2 separate regions of the Homo sapiens genome follow, and region 1 is linked to region 2. A link is a loop called in an ENCODE intact Hi-C map of the cell type or tissue named here. Cell type or tissue: endothelial cell of umbilical vein. All regions are shown on one strand.

What was found. Hi-C counts contacts between places; a loop is a spot of excess contacts. Peaks named below come from ENCODE experiments on the same cell type or tissue, not always from the same donor. Only the 100,000 strongest peaks of a DNase experiment are listed, where the experiment ranks them.
Region 1: it touches region 2 in a loop (7-fold over the local background); 3 of 110 quality-filtered maps call a loop at or near these places.

What each region holds. Positions count from the first base shown.
Region 1 is chr20:52,422,725-52,427,724 of GRCh38, forward strand. All of the region lies in intron 4 of LOC105372666 (a long non-coding RNA gene), which reads left to right. Among named protein-coding and RNA genes, the nearest start is that of LINC01524, 200 kb to the right of the region's middle. In endothelial cell of umbilical vein, no CTCF peak of the experiment used is centred here; no DNase peak of the experiment used is centred here.
Region 2 is chr20:52,491,083-52,496,082 of GRCh38, forward strand. All of the region lies in intron 4 of LOC105372666 (a long non-coding RNA gene), which reads left to right. All of the region lies in intron 1 of LOC124904931 (a long non-coding RNA gene), which reads right to left. Among named protein-coding and RNA genes, the nearest start is that of LINC01524, 130 kb to the right of the region's middle. In endothelial cell of umbilical vein, no CTCF peak of the experiment used is centred here; DNase peaks (open chromatin) are centred at 129, 2,339, 2,489 and 3,349; H3K4me3 peaks cover 351 bases; H3K27ac peaks cover 3,640 bases.

The DNA.
Region 1 (5,000 bases), 68 kb before region 2:
ATCCCACAGATAAGTGAGAACATGTGATGTTTGTCTTTCTGTGCCTGGTTTATGTAACTTAGTGATCTTCAGTTCCATCCATGTTGTTGCAGATGACTGGATCTCATTCTTTTTTATGGCTGAATAGTACTCCATTGTGTATATGGACGGTATTTTCTTTATCCACTTACTCGTTGATGGATGAACACGTAGGTTGCATGGATTTAGAACCTCTGTGTAGCCTCTACCAGACTCACTTTCTTATTGGTTCAGCAGTGCTGGTTTTGAAAGTTTTGCAGAAAAGAACCCATCTCCATGCTGCTTCGGGGCCGTGTACATGCTGTTCTGACATTCTTTTCTTTTCCTTGACCATCCAACACCCACTCCTCTGATATGTCCTCAGAGAGCCTCCCTTGACCCTTGTCCTGAGATTTGGTCAGGTTTGGTTTTGAAACATTTTCAAGAATTTTGTTTTTCTTCCTTGAGGCACTTTTAACCACTGCAAATAGCTAATAAATTGAGCACTTGATTTAATGCCTACCCCTTCGGATAGTTTGTAAGCTTTCCAAGATCAGACTTCCTGTATAGATTATTTAGCAGTGTCCTGGGGTCTTGGGAAAGTTTTAACAAATAGCACTCAAGAAGTGGTCATTTATGGAATGAATGGATAGGCATTCTGAGGCAGGACCCTTCTCTACCACCTGCACCTACCTCACTCACCTGCACCTACTTGCACCCACCTTCACTCACCTGCACCTACCTGCACCCACCCTCACTCACCAGTACCTACCTGCACCCACCCTCACTCACCTGAACCTACCTGCACCCCCCCTCACTCACCAGTATCTACCTGCACCCACCTTCACTCACCTGAACCTACCTGCACCCACCTTCACTCACCAGTATGTACCTGCATCCACCCCTGCTCACCAGTACCTACCTGCACCCACCTTCACTCACCTGTACCTACCTGCACCCACCTTCACTCACCAGTACCTACCCGTGTCCACCCTTGCTCACCAGTACCTACCTGCACCCACCTTCACTCACCTGAACCTACCTGCACCCACCCTCATTCACCAGTACCTACCTGTGTCCACCCTTGCTCACCAGTACCTACTGCACCCACCTTCACTCACCTGCACCTACCTGCACCCACCTTCACTCACCTGTGCCTACCTGCACCTACCTTCACTCACCTGTACCTACCTGTGCCCACCTTCACTCACCTATACCTACCTGCACCCACCTTCACTCACCTATACCTACCTGCACCCACCTTCACTCACCTGTGCCTACCTGCACCTACCTTCACTCACCTGTACCTACCCGCACCCACCTTCACTCACCTGTGCCTACCTGCGCCCACCTTCACTCACCTGTGCCTACCTGCGCCCACCTTCACTCACTTTTACCTACCTGCACCCACCTTCACTCACCTGTGCCTACCCGCACCCACCTTCACTCACCTGTGCCTACCTGTGCCCACCTTCACTCACCTGTACCTACCTGCACCGACCTTCACTCACCTGTGCCTACCTGTGCCCACCTTCACTCACCTGTGCCTACCTGCGCCCACCTTCACTCACCTGTGCCTACCTGCACTTACCTTCACTCACCTGCGCCTACCTGTGCCTACTTTCACTCACCTGAACCTACCTGCACCCACCTTCACTCACCTGTACCTACCTGCACCCACCTTCACTCACCTGTGCCTACCTGCACCCACCTTCACTCACCTGTGCCTACCTGCGCCCACCTTCACTCACCTGTGCCTACCTGCACTCACCTGCACCTACCTGCGCCTACCTTCACTCACCTGAACCTACCTGCACCCACCTTCACTCACCTGTACCTACCTGCACCCACCTTCAGTCACCTGTGCCTACCTGCACCCACCTTCACTCACCTGTACCTACCTGCACCCACCTTCAGTCACCTGTGCCTACCTGCGCCCACCTTCACTCACCTGTGCCTACCTGCGCTCACCTTCACTCACCTGTGCCTACCTGCATCCACCTTTACTCGTCTGCACATGCATATGCCCATAATATACTGTCATAGAAAGTGAGTGTTATAGACAAGTTGGGGGTTAAAACATCCAGAGGCAGGAGCAGTGGGCCTTGATGGCCTGTAGGGAGGGGTCAAAGGAACATTTGAGAAAAGTTTCTGGAGGTGATGTGCTTGGAGATGATACTGGGAATCATCATCAACCTGTACTCTGGGACGTAGATGAGGATCTCTTGGATTAGGGGTGAGATGGAGCTAACGTTTTAAAAATATTAAGCTTAGGAGAATCTAAACAGTGAGAAAAAAGAGAAACTTTTTTCCTCAAAAATGCAACTGCATTGTATGGAGCAGGGAGAGAGAAGTCATGGGCCAACTGAAGCGACAATCAGGAGGATGCACTGGGGGTGTTGTCACCGTGTTTTCTAACAGATTACAAAGCCTCCTTGCTAAAGAACTGACCTTTTAGTTTATACCTGAGTGACACAGGCAGCAGCATTTCCCATAATGAGAAGATGAATGGAAAAAGTATGTCTGAAGCCTTTCCTATCATGTTTAATGAGAGATGAGTTTTTCTCTACAATTTCTTAATGAAATGCTTCAAACATGACTTTTAAATTGAAAGGAAAACCTTATCATTTTGTGTACTCCTGCGGCTCTGCATCCCCTGAGCTGGGATGAGTCAACAGAAATTGTAACACGACAAGGAAGAAGTTTCCACGAGGACGCCTCCTGCAGGTTTGTGCTTACTTTCCCTGATGAAATGATGGCGTCTCCTGTTTCCTCACGCTTGCAGTGTTCACGTTGTTTCCATCGCCTTGAGAGATGCTCCACACTGGTTACATCACTCCTTGGCTGTCATCATCTGTCCGTCTTTGGGGGAAATGACAGAGTGAGGTTTAGAAAGAAATATGTCTGAAAGGATCACATACTAAATGGTCCAAGAAGAATATCAGTATTTTTAAATGATCCAAAATCATGGGCTATTGGACCTTCTGGATATGTGGTCACTCTTTTCATATAAAGGGGAACCATCAGAAGAGTATCCGATGCCTAAAATATTTGCTTTTTCATGTGAAATTATCTAAAGACAAATTGACCAAACAAAACAAAACAAAACAAAAACTCTCCCTCTTATCTGGATTTCATTAAAATAAAGTAAGACTAAAGGTATTTTTTACTTTTTTGTCTGCGTCTGTTCTCAATTAACCGCATAAACACTTCATAAATCTTGCATCAGGGTAATATAACACTGTACAGTGCATTTTAACTGGAATATTTTGTTTTCTGAGTGCTGTGGAAGGTGGAAACCGCTGAGCCCTGGCTGGGGCAGAGCCTGCCAGGCCACATTCTGGAGTTTCTGGAGCATCGCAGGTGAATTCTTTGTCCTGTGTTGGTGCAGAGAAGGGGTTTCAAAGTCACGTGGAGTTACTTCCAGCTCTGACTTCTTGCTTTTCTAAATTTTCTTGGTCCTGTGAAATAAAAATGAGCTTTCTTAAGATTCATTTTTTATTTCCCTCCAGTGAAAATGTCTCTTATTTCCTCTCATTCTCCTCCTCCCTTCCCCACATACCAAGACACTTAATTGAGGGTTTAAGCTTGTTGGCTAATAGCTAATCAATGTTTTCTTTGACTTGGGAATATGGATAATGTGTTTATACTATTTGTAACCTACTTTTTCCTAAAGGGAAATGAGGTAGTACACACACACAAAAGCAGCAAGAAATGTAAAACAATAAAAATGGAAATTTGGGGTCAGGGAAGGTAGAAATTAAAGTACAAAATAAAAAATGAATAACAAAATAATCCAGTAAGTATATCACCAAGCTTGACTACTATCAAGCTTCATAGTTTTCTCTGAGCTTCCTGCTAGCCAAGAGAAAAGGGGATGAATGGAACAACTGGTTCCATAATTCTCATTTTCTCAAAGAAAATCCAAAGTATTTCTAATCCTTTTGACGAAGAATATTTTATAAACCTGAATTTTGAGCAGCACCTCACACAGGGGCAAGGGGAATAGCTGAATTAAACATCAAACAGAATGGTGATTTTCATGGGATAGTACTTGGTAGCATTGTTCAAGAAAATCCAAGCACGTGACATTAAAACAACTCAGTGAGGAGGACTCCATGCAGACATTGTGGTCCAAGAACAAGGCATATTGGTAGAGGGAATAATTAGGAGAATCTGATATACAGCATGGTTACATAGGGAAATGTCATATTACTTCTACAGAGACTGTCCCTTGTGGTGACTGACAAAAGACATAATGAAAACCGTCTGTTTAGATGGGGAAAATGTAGGTGGAGCTACTGCATTCTCACCTGGGAACACTGAGCTCACATGTGACTCATAGGGACACATCTAACCTCTTGAGTAGATTAATGGCTTAGTTGACAGGGACTGCTTAATTTAAGAGTGATATCGTGGGGGTTGCCCAGGCAGAGTACTACATGTCTGGCTGTGATTGAGACTAGGCCTCTCAGGCAGAGCTTTTAATATGCCTTTGACAGAATGTTACACCTTGTCATGCCTCAATCTTTTTAATCGTTGCTAATGATGATAATAAAAATAATGGCAATATTCAAGGCAGAGGCGAACAAAGAAAAGGCAATGACTCGTAGAGTGGATTGAGGTGTTGTGGAAAGAAAGCCCAGGCTGGAAATGTGGGGGCTACTTCTGGCATTGGCTTAAGCATGGTATATACAGGTGATTCTTTTACGTCTCCCATTTTTCTAATTTGCAAGAGAGGCTATTGTAGTGGTTCTCCAACTGTCAGCTTTTGGCCAGCAGCATTGGTATCAGCAGGGAACAAAATAAAAAATGCAAATTCCTGGGCCCCAGACCTACTGAGTCATAAACTCTGGGAATGTCTCTCCGTGATTTGTTTCTTGATTACAGGTATGAGCCACCGCACCTGGCCTGAGCAGTTTGTTTCTTAACAAGCAGTCTCAGTGATTCTGATGTATGCTCAAGTTTAAGAACTATTGGGCCTTTGAGTTAAGTCTCCTTCT
Region 2 (5,000 bases):
CAAAGGCTACTTCCTCATACTATACATGAAAGGGCCATAGGAAGATAATCAAAAAGGAAAAGAAAGGTAAGAGTTGTTGCAAAATGAATTGTCTTCAGAGGCTAAATGGGTAACATACATTTGGGGGAGGGCTGAATATAAGAAAGAGAATATTGATGCAAACCACAGTGAAACACCATCTCATGCCAGTTAGAATGGAAATTAAAAAGTCAGGAAACAATTAAAAAGTCAGGAAACAACAGATGTTGGGAAGGATGTGGAGAAATAGGAATGCTTTTATATTGTTGGTGGGAGTGTAAATTAGTTCAACCATTGTGGAAGACAGTGTGGTGATTCCTCAAGGATCTAGAACCAGAAATACCATTTGACCCAGCAATCCCACTACTGGGCATATACCCAAAGGATTATAAATCATTCTACTATAAAGACACATGCACATGTATGTTTATTGCAGAACTGTTCACAATAGCAAAGACTTGGAACCAACCCAAATGCCCATCAATGATAGACTGGATAAAGAAATGTGGCACATATACAACATGGAATACTATGCAGCCATAAAAAGGATGAGTTCATGTCCTTTGCAGGGACATGGATGAAGCTGGAAACCATCATTCTCAGCAAACTAACACAGATACAGAAAACCAAACACCACATGTTCTCACTCATAAGTGGGGGTTGAACAATGAGAACACATGGACACAGGGAGGGGAACATCACACACTGGGGCCTGTCGGCGGGTGGGGGGCTGGGGTAGGGATAGCATTAGGAGAAATACTTAATGTGGATGACACGTTGATGGGTGCAGCAAACCACCATGGCATGTGTGTATACCTATGTAACAAACCTGCATGTTCTGCACATGTATCCCAGAACTTAAGGTATAATAAATAAGTAAATAAATATATAAATAAATAAAAATTAGAAAAAGAAAAGGCAGAGTATAACAGTTAAAAAAAAGAAGAGACAATGATGAAGTCTTTAGTGATCTAGAGAATCCATATTCACCCTAAAGACATTTAAATTCAACATGTGAAAGCAGGTCACTTTGTAGACAAGACACAGGCAGGCACAAGGCTGCCCGTGGAATTCAACTTTGCAATTCCCCAGAAGATGGAGATAGGGAAGGAGCGATGACAGCAGAGAGGAGAGGATGTGACACAAGAGAAATGATTCCTGGGCAGATCGTGATTCCTGGATGATCCCTATGGGCTTCATTTCTTGAATTCACACAGATACCCTTCTAGTCTTAAGACAGTAGTATGCAGAATTCCACCCACAATATGGTATTATTTGGTAGTAATTACATCATCAAATTTTCATTCTCATGCACTATGTATGATAGGTTGGGACTAATTCAGTGAAACAAGGACATTTTCTTATGGCCTCCTGTGATATTTCTAAATGAAGGTGGCTGATTTTTCAGCTTACTAAATTCTAAACAGATAATTGGAATAATACTGATGTTTCTGGGTGCTTTTATTCACAGATTTTCTTCTTCCTTACATTAATTTCTGATTTGGCTTCCAGAGTATGTACAGGCCATCGTGCTCCTCTTATCTTTAATTAAGGTCTTTGCCATTTCTCTTCAGCAGAGTCTGAGCAGGTAATGCCAGGGTGCCTGAGGACTCTGTGGGCACCTCGGTTAATGTTGGGCCATGCTAGAGTCACAACGTGTGCAAGAGTCACTTATTGGGCCGGACCTTCATCTTGTGTTTAATTATCTTAAACGTTGCAGGCTCAGCCTTTCTGTTTGCCATGGTCTGTCGGGTATAGAGAATGTTGATGGAGTTTCCTTTAGGTTTCTCCAAAGAGCCAAAAGTTAGACCCTTATGAGGCTACTGAAGCCAAGGGCTTCGTGGCAGGACTGAGATTCCAGAACTGGATAAAAATTACCCTCTAATCCAGCACTTGCTTTTGCGAATACATCCAGAGGCAGACAATTAATTGAACCAATTGTTCAGCAACATGGATATTTAGTGGGCGTGAACGCAGAGGATGCTTACAGATGAAAGCTTGGAACTGTTTTCTTGCTCTGTGTGTTTGGGGACGGGTAGGGGAAGAAACAAATGAGCACAGAAGCCTCCTCCTCCTTGAGTAGGATAAATATGGCTTAGACTAATAAAATACAAGCTGGAATGCACCATTTCCTATTCCCCAAACAGGCGTCCTGGCAGTTGAAAGCAAGGAGAGGAAGGAAGTCTTTCATGAGAAAGGAATTGGGGAGTGGAGGCATTGGGGCTTCACGTGGTAGTTCTCCTGATTACTGACACCCGCCTGCTCCTAACAGCCCATAGAGCTACAGCCACCAACTCCCAAATTTGTCACTGTCACTTCACAAGTGCCCGGCATTGTTCAGGAAATTGTGTGTGTAAAGTAGAGCTGCCTGCGCCCAGCTTCGACAAGGGAGCAGCCTTGCGAAGGTGCTTGAAACCGAAACAGAGGCTTATGTATCCTATTATGTGCCTGAGCAGGAGTCATAAATAATTGTGACAAGTTTTTTTTCCCATCCCACGTGACAGTCCTTGACTCTGCCTCCTGTCTCCTCTCCCCTCTGCCTCATAGACTAGACTTGCCAGGCTGAGTGATGATAGATGTTACCAGGCAGCAAATGACAGCTGGATAGATTTTTTAGTTGGTGCTTTAGAGGGAATCAGATATGCTGTATAAAGCAATAAAAAAAGTACACTCACAAGGTGGGTTAAGAATAGCCAGCACAGCAGTAACCCGCTTTGTTGTGTATCAAAAGTTAAATCTCACATGGTCTTAGTGATGTGTTAATTTTTCAGACTCCTGTCAGAGTGACGGTGAGGACAGTCACTTTAAAAAAAAATTTAAGAAAAGGATAAAAGCAATCAACTGTTTTCTTAGTATATTTTGGTTTTTCAAATGAGACAAAAGCGTTCTCTTTTTAAAATCATATCTAAGAAGAGAAATAGGATTCTGGTGTTTTGCCGTATTGCTGTATTGCTGTATTGCTGTATCCTTCTCAATCTCAAATTTAAAACATAAAATTGGAGATGTGTAAGGTGTGGAATTATTCAGCCCCTGTTCAATTAAATAAATTTTTTTTTTAACATTGCTCATCTTCTTCCACACACTGTATTGATCTAGATTCTGTGTAACAAATGGTCTGGTTTCCCAGCCACCTTGGAAATGTCATGTAGGAGTCAACAAAACTACTTAGTGTATTTTTTATAAAGAATTACAGCCTCCTCTGAATTACTCAGACTTTCATCTCGGGCAAGCCGGCTTGGCTACCTCGTGTCTCGATGGATATGCAGAGCTACCAGAACATGATTCAGTGAACTACCCCACTCCCTGGTTCACGGACGTGACAGGCTGAGACGTACTTAGTCATCGCATTTCTGTCTTCTCCTGCACTATATGGGAAGTGGCTGCTGTGTAATTTAAGAGTGCTCAGTATATCAGATCACGACTCTTTTCCCCCTTGATTTTTCTGATGAATCACGTTAGGAAGGCTGTGGCTTTTACACGGCAGCGTGCAGCATGAGGAGGCAAGGCAGCACAAAATGTTTATTAAAAAAATATGTCTTTCGGGCTAGGTACCAGGCAAGGGGGGTAATTTGAGTTACGCCTCTATAATTCAAATTTGGGGATAATTCAATACTGGTGTAGTTACATTTCCAGCCACATCAAGTTGTACATGTATTATTGGGTGTTGTTTATTACTTTGGTTGTAGCATTCTCTCCATAGGACAATTTCCATAATGAAACCTATTTTCTATGGCTTTATCACTTAACGGGTTCAGTGTTTTTCTTTTTTTCCAGCAGACATGAATTGATGAGATATATGAATGCCCAGAAAATGTCATGAAATAGTTAAAAGGGTAGGTTTGGAGATCTGCTGTCTAAGTTCAAATCCCAGCTTGTCTTCTTACTCCTTGGGTGACCTTGGGCAAGTAATTTAGCCTCTTTATGCCTCCAGTCTTTTAACTGGAAAATAGGGATAATGATAATCCCCCCATCATAGGGTTGTTTTCAGGACTCAATGAAATAAATGTGCTTAGTACAATCCCTACTAATAGGTATTGAATACATATTATTTTAGTTATTATAATCATTATGATTGAGTTGTTATAATTATTACTGGGCTAGTTTCCCCCAGGCCACCTACATCTCCTCACTTCAGGTCTTTCCAGACTTGATGACCATATGTTGGATGGGTGGATGGAAAGTTATTTTAGGAATGGAGCCCTCTTTGTGGTTAAATGAACAGTAATGTTTTACATTGGTTCAGAGTAGTCTTTGATAAGGATGCATATTCTGTACATCACTGATACTACTTTTTGGACCATTTTCATCTCTTCCTCATTTGAAAAGAACCTTCAGTGAAATGCTTTATGTGGACATGGCAGGTAGAGTACCTGGATTCATCGATCAGTTCTTTTTCTGTTCTTTCTCTCTTGCTTGCCATTCTAGCTACCTAGGTAGACCTTGTTGGCTTATAAACATAAGTCATAGGCAGGTTCTAATATGATTTTAGAAACATTAAAAAAATTGGACTGTGATTCACAGTAAGGAATACATTTTATATTGTGACCCAGGGTGCACGTGCATGCATAATATATAGACATTTTGCTGAAGCCAGTGCTCCATGAAACATCAATTATCCTTCCCACATGTGTGATACACTTTGGCATTTTCTATCCTTTTCTATTTCATTTGTTAAAAGTGATGCTTTAGGTCAGGCAAGGTGGCTCATGCCTGTAATTCCAGCATTCTGGGCGGCTGAGGTGGATCACTTGAGCCCAGGAGTTCGAGACCAGCCTGGACAACAAAGTGAGACCCCTGTCTCTAGAAAAAAAAAATAGCTGGGCAAGGTGGTGCGTGCCTGTGGTCCCAGCTACATGGGAGGCTGAGGCAGGAGGATCACTTGAGCCCTGGGCAAGAGACCAAGACTCTGTCACTTAGAAAAAAAAAAAGTGATGCTTTAACCAGGGTGAGCAAACTTTTTCTATAAAGAGCCATAGTAGATA